2 separate regions of the Homo sapiens genome follow, and region 2 is linked to region 1. Evidence: read pairs that join two places in POLR2A ChIA-PET (ENCODE). Cell type or tissue: MCF 10A. All regions are shown on one strand. Each heading gives the region's core, and the rest is flanking DNA. Links, peaks and the distances in the headings are about the cores only. Region 1 has its middle 19 kb from the start of TRERF1. Region 2 overlaps TRERF1 (transcriptional regulating factor 1).

Region 1 (5,384 bases), core at 194-5,193:
AAGCCGCTTCACTTCCATATTTTCAGGTACTTGTTATAGTAACACCCCACTCTCTGTACCAATTCCTTAGTCCATGCCTGCTGCTATAACAAAATACCTTAGACTAGATAATATATAAATAATAGATATGTATTCTCACAGTTCTAGAGGCTGGGAAGTCCAAGATCAGGGCACCAGCAGCTTTGGTGTTTGGTAAGGGTTTGCTCTCTGCTCCCAAGATGGCACCTTCTTGCAGTGTCCTCATGGAGGAAAGCAAAAAAGGCTAAAAGGAGATGAACTCACTTCTTCAATCCCTTTTATAAGGGCACTAGTCCCATCCTCTTAGCTTAATCACCTCCCAAAGGCCCCACGTCTCCATACCATCACCTTGGGGTTTAAGCTCCAACATCCAAACCAAAACAGCACTGCTTTAACCTCATCCCACAAATTTCTATATGAGTGTTGCTCAAACATATTTTCTAATATCCCTTGGGACTTTTTCTTTGACCCATAGGTTACTGAGATATGTGTTGTTTAATTTCCAAGGGTGTGGTGATCTATCAGTTATCTTTCTGTTATTGATTTCTACTTCAACTCCATTATGACTGGAGAACATACTTTATATAATTTCAATTCTTTTAAATTTTGTTCTATGGCCCAGGATATAGTCTGTCTTGGTGAAGTTTCTATGTGTATTCAAAATACACATAGGAGTGTATTTTGGAGTGTATTTTGTGGAGTATTTTACAAATGTACATTAGATTCAGCTGTTTGGTGGTGGTGTTCATCTTTTCTATATTCTTGCTGATTTTCTGTCTAGTTTCATTTACTAATGAGAGAAGAGTATTGAAATCTCCAACTATAATCATGGATTTGCCTATCAGTTTTTGCTTCATGTATCTTAAAGCTCAGTGGTTTAGTGCATATACATTTAGGATTATTAGGTCTTCTTGAGAAATTGACTTATTTTCTATTATGTAATGTCTCTTTTTATTCCTGTTCATTTTTCTTGCTTTAAAGTTTACTTTTCTTAATGTTAACAGAGCCATTCCAACTTTTGTTGGCATTGTATATCTTTTTACATTCTTTTACTTCTAAGTTACATATGATATTATATTTAAAACTGGTTTCTTGTACACAGCATATCTTTGGGTCTTTATTTTAAAAATTTTTTGGACAATCCCTGTTTTTTAATTGGTTTGTTTAAACCATTGGCATTTAATGTAATTTTTGGCATATTTGAACTTGTATTTACCATTTTTACTATTTGTTTCCTGGTATTTGTTTCTCTATTTCCCCTTTCCTAATTTCTCTTGGATTATTTGAATATCTTCTGTTAGACATTTAGGTGTGGTCCCATGAATCCCTTAGGCTCTTTTCATTAAAACAATTTTTTTCTCCCATTGAGTAATTTCTATTGACCCTTCTTCAAGGTCATGAACTCTTTCTTCAGTCATCTCTGAACTCTTTCCTACTGAACTCTTCCACTGCATTTTAATTTTCGTTATTATATTTTTCATTTAGAAAATTAGGCTGGGTGTGGGGGCTCATGCCTGTAATCCCAGCAGTTTGGGAGGCCAAGGCAGGTGGATCACAAGGTCAGGAGTTTGAGACCAGCCTGGCCAATATGGTGAAACTCTGTCTCTACTTAAAATATATATACAAAAAAAAATTAGCTGGGCATGGTGGCACGTGCCTGTAGTCCCAGCTACTCAGGAAGCTGAGGCAGGAGAATCACTTGAACCTGGGAGGCAGAGGTTGCAGTGAGCTGAGATTGCACCACTGCACTCCAGCCTGGGTGACAGGGTGAGACTCCATCTCAAAAAAAAAAATATTATTTATATCTTCTTTATATCTTCTATTTCTTTGATGAGATTTTCTATCTTTCCATTTGTTTCAAGAGTGTTCATTTGTACTTCTTTGAGTGTGGTTATAATAGCTGTTTAAAAGTCTGTCTCAAAATTACAACATTTGTATTTTTTCAGGTTGATGTCTGTTGATTCCTTTTTACTTGTTAGTTGAGATTTTCCTTTGAATGCTAAGTAATTTGGGGTTGTATTCTGGACATTTTTAGGGTAAAAATTAGGAGGCCTCAAAAATTAGGATTTATTCTCAGTCAATATTTTAATTCTGGACACATATTGGAATCAGCTAGCAACCCCACATCAGCTTGCTTCCAACAGTCATCCTGTTCATGGAAAGCCTTCTAATTTAGTTTATTTGGGATAATTTTGCTTATTTTGCCTTACTATTATGGAATATATTGGTGTTGCACTCTTTGTGTAGGAATGCAGGGTAAGCTTACTGAATATATTCTTAAATTGAACACTTATTAATCTTCTAGATATCACCTTTTGTCAGAACTCAAGAGTTATGAAGGGCCCTTGCCATATCGATGCTTTCTGACTGAGCTTCTCTCTACTGAATACAAGAGACCCTAATAGTTAGGCAGGAATATAATTGCCCCTAATTCAGCCTGAAGAAGTTACAGAAGATGGAACTTTGTCCTTCTACAACCCTTAGGATTAAGGGTTCCCTTGTAAAAGGGAGGGGGGAATTGTCAGAAGCGTTTAAACCAGAGCGATTCCATCTTGTATAGAGGCTGGGTAAAACAGGGCTGAGACCTACTGGGCTGCATTCCCAGGAGGTTAGGCATTCTAAGTCACAGGATGAGATAGGAGGTAGGCACAAGATACAGGTAATAAAGACGTTGCTGATAAAACAGTTTGCAGTAAAGAAGCCAGCCCAACTCACCAAAACCAAGATGGCAATGAAAGTGACCTCTGGTCATCCTCAGTGTTCATTGTACACTAACTATAATGCATTAGCATGCTAAGAGACACTCCTACCAGCGCCATGAGAGTTTACAAATGCCATGGCAACATCAGGAACTTACTCTGTATGCTCTAAAAAAGGGAGGAAACTTCAGTTCTGGGAAGTGCCCACCCGTTTCCTGGAAAACTCATGAATAATTCACCCCTTGTTTAGCATATAATCAAGAAATTACTGTGAATATCCTCAGTCTAGCAGCCCACGTTGTGCTTATCCTATGGAGTAACCATTCTTTATTCCTTTACTTTCTTAATAAACTTGTCTTCACTTAAAAAAAATTAGAATTTATTAGCAGGTTTTTCAGGTTTAATATTACAGACCAGTGGAAGAAGAAAGAAAGTTGTCGATAATTGGATATACTTTTTGAAAAAGTATGCACTATGTATGCCTACTTTTGAAAGTGCGTGCACTGCATATGTAAGTAAAAGTTGATGTTGAATTCTATTGCTTTTTAGCAAGTAAAAGAGTATTATTATTTTCTTTTTCTAAGCAATACTATAATATAGTGGTATGCAAGTTAGAGCCATATTACTTATCCAGTTACTAAAACATTTTTTGATAGCTGTGGCCGTAGCCCCTTGGTTCTGTCTCCACTAGGCCCCCACTATCTCAGCTTTTTCTTTGGAGAATCCCAAACTTTCCTTAATCCAGGAACTAAAGAGTTAACGCCTGGCTGGGCAGGGAGCTTCCTGGACCCTGCAACAGTACTGTGGTTGAAGACTATTTGGATCGGTCAAGGCCAGTGTCTACTGGTCATTAAATATTTGAAATGTCATGTCTGCCAGTATTTTACAGCCTTTTGTAGTTTACAAAAGGTGTTTACCTATATTGTCTTGTTTAAGCTTCACATTAACTCTGTGACATCAGTTGGGATTATTATTGCCATCAGAAAGCACTTTATAAAATTAACACATGATCAGTGTGGCAAATGAATTAGTGTTGGAGAACTCTAGGCTCAGAAAGGTTGTCACTTACCCAAGGTCTCATGCTTATAGGTAATGGAGCCTAAACTCCTAATAGCTTCAAGAATGGTACACAATTTAAATGCTCTGGGTTTTGGGGAGGAATATTTTACTCTGCGCTGGGTGGATCTGAGAAGGCAACTGAGGTGCTGGTGGGATCTGAGTTGGAAGAGAGGAAGAACAAGGATACATTTTACAAGAACAACGGTGTCTTACTCAGAAACAGTATGAAATGTGGCCCAAATGTAGTAAAAACAAATCACACTTCCATGACCTTTTCAATGCCCCTTCTCTGGAGGTGTTGGAACTGAAATTCCACAAGGCTTGGCCACAGAGAGCACCTAAGGCAAAGCTCTCCTCCACTACATTGCCTGCTCAATTCTGGATTGCTGTTGAAGGAGGCAGGAAATGAACATCCATGAGCAATGGGAACAATTTGCTCACGTAACACTTCTTTAGCTCACTTAACACAAGGATTGGATCCAGGTTTTGTGGAGCTTGAATCTTACACAATTTCGGGCTTCTTAAAAAAAAAAAAAAAAAAAGGAAACATAACTAGAAATAAAAAGTTAGGCACAGGACTTTGGAAAGAACTCTGCGAAGGTCCAGAAGGTTAAACTTCGTTGGTGTCACAGAATATCTACCTGTGCTTAACAGTATTAACACATGTGATACAAGGAGGGTAAATTATCCCATTAAATAACAGTGGAGTATTTCCCACTGTATATTCACCTCTGCTTAACAGTGACTTTAAAAATCTGCTAAAAGGAAAAAAATATTCAATGATTAGCACGAGAATATTTTTTAAATGGTATCTGTGCTATTCGCTTCCAAGGTATTATTTTTTCCCTCTAGTACTTTTTAAATCGTTTCATTGAGGTATAATAAACTGCCCATATTGATGAGCTTTGAAATAAGTATATACCTGCAAAAGTACCACCACCACCAAGATAATGAATATATCTGTCAACCCCAAAATTTCCTCCATCACCCTCAAAAGTTTCCCCATGCCCCTCTGTAATTCCTCCATCCAGCCCCCTCTGTACCTCCCTCCTACCTCTGCCCCTACTTTTTCATATGTTTTTATCTATTTTGTTAGCATTTTAAGGCAGAAGGGTAAATCCAGTAGCTGTTATTCCATCTTATCCAGAAGTAGAAGTCTCTGAGCCTTTTTTTTTTTTTTTTTTTTTTTTGAGATGGCGTCGGGCCGGGTGTGGTAGCTCACGCCTGTAATCTCAGCACTTTGGGAGGCGGGCGAATCACGAGGTCAGGAGTTTGAGATGGCGTCTTCCTCCGGGCGAATCACGAGGTCAGGAGTTTGAGATGGCGTCTTCCTCCGTTGCCCAGGCTGGAGTGCAGTGGCGCGATCTCAGCTTACTGCAACCTCCGCCTCCCAGGTTCATGCCATTCTCCTGCCTCAGCCTCCCGAGTAGCTGGGACTACAGGTGCCCACCACCATGCCCAGCTAATTTTTTGTATTTTTAGTAGAGACGGGGTTTCACCATGTTAGCCAGGATGGTCTCGATCTCCTGACCTGGTGATCCGCCCGCCTCGGCCTCCCAAAGTGCTGGGAATACAGACGTGAGCATTTTTTTTTTTAACACAGAAAAA
Region 2 (5,384 bases), core at 81-5,080, 110 kb before region 1:
CTAGAATTTTATTTAAAACTTTTACATTCCTAAGTGAGACTGGTATAGATCCTCCCTCTGGGGACTTGCCTGTTTTGATATCAGGGCCTTGCTTGCTTGAAAGAAGGATCTGGAAGTTTTCCATCTTTTTTCTCAATCCCGCAACAGTTTATATAACATAGGAATTATCTGTTCCTTGAGAGTTTAAAAGGATTTTCAAAGGCCTTTTTATATCTTAAAATATTCCACCTGGCACAGGGGTGTATGAGTGTGTGTGTGTCCACGTGGACATTACCATGTTAGTATACATTTAGAATGACATGTAAGATACTGATCTCAAATGGAACAGCTCTATTATAATTTATGGCCATTCTTTCCCCCATGAAAAGGGAGTAAATGCCCAAGATGATAAAGTGTTCAGAAAAAAACACATTTTCCCAGGCTTTGGTTCCAAGAGCCTCCTTTTAAGAGGCACATGAAGGTTATAGAAGGTGATCATGGAATATTGGATGTGTTGAACCATTCAAATTTCATTGAGGCTGACCAAGTTGGCAACCACAACTTTACCACTGACATTCGGAACTAGGAAAGCTGAGACCTGGAGAGACAAGGAGAACCTCTGTCTAGCCCCAGGTCACCTCCAGCTCTGTGGTAAAGGTCTTCCAACTTCCCATTTTATTGTGCCATCTGCAGCCTAGGATGCTTCCCCTCTTCCACAACAAGGAACACTTGTCGCTCTAAGGCTTTCTGTACTGCAGGGCCCCTGGACCAGTGACCCTATAAGCACTTCACAGGCACCACAAATAAAGACTCAAGAGTTGTTTCGGACTGAATGTTTCTCTTCCCCCAAATTCCTATGTTGAAGCCCTAAACCCCAATGGGATGCCATTCGGAGATGAGGTCTTTGAGAGATAATTAAGTTTAGGTAAGGTGAAGAGAGTGAAGCTCCCACGATGGGATGGGTGATCTTATAAGAAGAGGAAGAGGAGATTCCTGTCTCTGAGTGCACAAGGAAGAGATCAGGTGAGCACACAGCAAGATGGCTCTCACTCACAAGCCAAGAGAAGAGGCCTCAGAATAAAACTTACCTTGCTGAGCACCTTGATCTTGGACTTCCCAGCCTCCAGAGCTGTGAAAAATAATTTTTATTTATTTATTTATTTTTAAGATGGAGTCTTGCTCTTGTTGCCCAGGCTGGAGTGCAGTGGCACAGTCTCGGCTCACTGCAGCCTTCATCTCCCGGGTTCAAGCGATTCTCTTGCCTCAGCCTCCCGAGTAGCTGGGATTACAGGTGCCTGCCACCACACCTGGCTAATTTTTCTGTATTTTTAGAGACGTGGTTTTGCCATGTTGGCCAGGCTGGTCTCAAACTCCTGACCTCGTGATCCACTCACCTCAGCCTCCCAAAGTGCTGGGATTACAGGTGTGAGCCATTGCGCCCGGCCCATAAATTTCTATTGTTTAAGCAACCCACTTTATGGTATTTTGTTATGGCAGCCTGAGCTAAGACAAGAATGTTGTGGTAATGTCTGTCAAAAAGCACAATGTCGTCTGCCGTGGAGCAAGATATGCCTTGAGAGAAACCAGTGGTAAGGGGTCTGAACAAATTAAGACCCAATGTTGGCTGGGTGCGGTGACTCACGCCTGTAATCCCAGCATTTTGGGAGGCCGAGGCAGATGGACCACGAGGTCAGGAGTTCGAGACCAGCCTGACCAACATGGTGAAACCCTGTTTCCACTAAAAATACAAAAATTAGCCAGGCATGGTGGTGCGTGCCTGTAATCCCAGCTACTCAGGAGGCTGAGGCAGGAGAATCGCTTGATCCCAGGAGGCAGAGGTTGGAGTGAGCCAAGACTGCACCACTGCACTCCAGCCTGGGCAAAAGAGTAAGACTCTGTCTCAAAAAAAAAAAAAAAAAAAAAAAAATCCAGTGTCTGCTAGAACATGCAAGAACTGTGCCATATAAGCATACGAGCACAGATGAGGCTACTAGAAGGACTCAAACGGTAACGCTTTGCCTAAGAATGCGGTTAACAGACAATAACTGTAGGTGTTAGTGTGCCACAGAATGGTCTTCTTTTTATTGAGAAAGCCACATCTGAGATCACGTCCTTGTTTACAGGAGACCCATGAAACGTTAGAATTAGGACACCTTTTGCCAGTCAAGGTGATGAGCATTAGGATAGTCCTGCAGGAAGGCAACCAACTTGCTTTGGCTCCAGGATTCCATGATTCCATTCACAATTTCACACGGGCGAGCGAGCAGTCTTTCTGTCCCAGTCAACAAGGACAGAGGGGTTACTTTCACACCAGTCATGGCCTAACACAGAAGCTTAATCCTGACTGGAAGGCAAAGTGTGTTTGTGGCAAAGCCAGGCAGACGTGTAATGAAAGCAGAATGAGTAATGTTTAGTTAAGCTTCTGGATGGCAGGGGTGGTTGGGTGTATGTTTGGGGATTTTTAATGACTCCAAAAGGCGTCTTAAAAAGTCACACTATTTTGGCAGTTCTGAGATGCAACTTTTGCTACAAGTACTAACACCAGCAAGTGACTGCTACAAGTATTAATACTAGCACTTACCGGCAACATTTCTCACAAGCACCCCTTCCTTTCTGGGGCTCCTGGGATCAAACCAAGTTTTCTGCATATGTGGGGGGTTGGGGGTGGGGTTGGCACACACACCCTTTCCCACCTACAGAGGCATACCATACAACTGAAAGTCAGATCAAATTGAAGACATTTATCATTTTTAGGGTTAAATAGTGGAAAAGGAAAAACTGTTGACACACTTTCTAATTTGAACTACTTAGGTATTGCAAGATTTTCTTCCTGCTGGTGGAAAATTAAACTAACAATTCTAAGTTAATGACTGCAGGGTAAACGGCTCCTTCCTTATAAAATAAATTGGGTTTATCAAAACTTGTATTAAAATGGATTTTCCCCCAACTTTAACTTATAAATCCAATCAAGATATGACTCTAGAGAACTCTTAGGCTCCAAGTGAGGCTTCAAAAAGTAGGGTGTATTTCCCTACAGTTGCACATTCAGCAGCTAACTCCACATCACCAGGTGGGCACCTGACACCTGGAGGGCAAATGCGGGGCAGTGCCCACCCTCCCTTGGTGGAGTTTTCACAGGTGATGTCAGAAAAATAAGAACAATGTAGTAAATTATTCCTAAAGCTGAGTGTTTTCTATTTAAAGATTTTTGTTTTGTTCTTATATTATCTTTTCCTACTACTTTGGCATCAAGATGGTTTTTTCATAAAAGCTTTGTGATGAGTGTTAAGAGTTTTTAAAATGTCCTAACTTGGCAAAATAAAAAAGACTGGGAGCCCTAGGTCAATGACCTAAAGCTTTTTTTTTTTTTTTTTTTTCTCCTAGTGCTTTCTGGGTCCAGGCAATCTTCATTTGAGAACCACTAGTTTACAGCACTCTCTGAGCCAAGGAATTTGGAGTCAACCAGTGCTCATCTAGGTATCAAAATGGTGGCAAGCCCCAAGTGCAACTAACAACCTACAGAAGACGGAAGTCTAACTTTAGTCAACACTCAGGGAGTGGGGATGAAGAATGTAGTCTTCAAAGCTCCTGGCCACTATGGAACACTGTTCTCCTGCTGCACCCTACATGCTCACCCCTCCATCGTCAAAGCCTCCTCCTCCTGGTTCTGGAACAGGTGGTAAAGCTTTTGGAGGCCCTGTGCCAACCAGTGCTCTCCGCACCGTTAATCTGGGAACCCCAAATCAAGATGCTTGACCCTCCTGGGATTCTGAGAGGTCAGCCCTGTGGCACCAGAGGCTTTCTGGAATGATTCATCATATTGTCAGCTGAAATTCTACTGAAGTGGATGCCCAAGACTAGTTTCTCAGTACTGCAGTATCTCACTCAATCCCAGTGATCCGAAAATCCATCCATCCTCCCAGGACAGTCTGACTGTGTAGCTGGTTCAGGAAACCAAAGGCAAGCGGGGGTCACTCATCCCTCCAGAGCCTCCAGACTGAGAATAAGGAAAAAAATCGCTAGGTGCAGTGGCTCACGCCTATAATCCCAGCACTTTGGGAGGCTGAGGTGGGTGAATTATGAGGTCAGGAGATTGAGACCATCCTGGCCAACATGGTGAAACCCCATCTCTACTAAAAATACAAAAATTAGCTGGGCGCGGTGGCGTGCGCCTGCAGTCCCTGCTACTCGGGAGGCTCAGGCAGGAGAATCACTTGAACCTGGGAGGCGGAGGTTGCAGTGAGCCGAGATCGCACCACAACACTCTAGCCTGGTGACAGAGCGAGACTCCGTCTCAAAAAAACACCCAAAAAACCAACAAAAAAAACCCCAAAAATCAGCTGGGATAGGTCATGAGGTCATGACAGGCCATCAACTATTTAAGAGATTTTTCAACTAAGAATATAAGAACATATTGCCATAAAATTTTAAAATCCCTATATTCTAGAGGTTCTATCTATTTTCAGTTGTATGCTCCTTAAACTTATCTGTATTTAGGCTTCCCCCAAAATGAATTCTAACAGAAAAAAAAAACTTCGGTAAAAAAAGAATCCATAAACACTAAATATTTTAATACCTTTATTTACCTCCTCTCTAACAGAACTAATCAGCAGCAGATAATATATTTGTTACGAAGAGAATTAATTTTCTAGTTAAACATGCACATAAAAACATAAAGGTGACAATATTTGGCAATATATGACACTAATAAAGGTAACATTTATTGGGCTATCCACTGGGCTAAGCGCTTGACTCAGATCACCTCAGTTAATCCTTACAGCAAACCTATAAAGTAGGTGCTATTCTTATTTCCATTTTATAGATGAGCTTATAAATGAGGAACCTCATTACTGTAATTTAATCTTCACCAACCCAGAATTTGAGTTCAGTGTTTACTCTGGCTATTAAAAGGTTGAATAAGCAAATTAGAAATTAAACGGGATTTCAGAAGATATATTTAACCTACTAGAAGGTCGTACGTTTTAAGACATACTGAAAAACAGATGCTAACTGCTTCCAACAGGATGTGTTTGGGAAGATCCTGCCTGACACTATACCACATTAAAACACTTGAAGATTCAAACTTTTACTAGTTAAGGTTGAGTGTCCTCTCACTATTATCCCCAATGACTGGTCCAAGTTAGTAAGGTATTATTCTACTTCTATGGGTGGTACAGTATGGTGGATGTCAGCTGCGGCTCCCAAGTTCTATTTCCCTCCTACCCTGACAAAGTGTCCAGAACTCTACACACCCCCAGCCTCCCCACAGCCTGGTGCAGGAGCCAGTCTGGTGCAGAAGCCAGCCTGAGGATGAACTGACCCAGGGAGGAAGGAGTGGAGAGATTAAAAAAAAAAAAAAAAAAAAAAAAAAAAAAACCTGGATGGTTTAGGATACTGCTGAGCTG

Evidence for each region. ChIA-PET counts read pairs that join two places held together with the same protein. Peaks named below come from ENCODE experiments on the same cell type or tissue, not always from the same donor. Only the 100,000 strongest peaks of a DNase experiment are listed, where the experiment ranks them.
Region 2: POLR2A ChIA-PET joins it to region 1 with 6 read pairs; 5 of 35 experiments call an interaction of 5 or more read pairs at or near these places.

Annotation. Positions count from the first base shown.
Region 1 is chr6:42,468,438-42,473,821 of GRCh38, forward strand. No RefSeq gene overlaps it. Among named protein-coding and RNA genes, the nearest start is that of TRERF1, 19 kb to the left of the region's middle. In MCF 10A, for the core only: no CTCF peak of the experiment used is centred there; no DNase peak of the experiment used is centred there.
Region 2 is chr6:42,355,448-42,360,831 of GRCh38, forward strand. The region is part of intron 3 of TRERF1 (transcriptional regulating factor 1); the gene reads right to left. Among named protein-coding and RNA genes, the nearest start is that of TRERF1, 94 kb to the right of the region's middle. In MCF 10A, for the core only: no CTCF peak of the experiment used is centred there; a DNase peak (open chromatin) is centred at 2,364.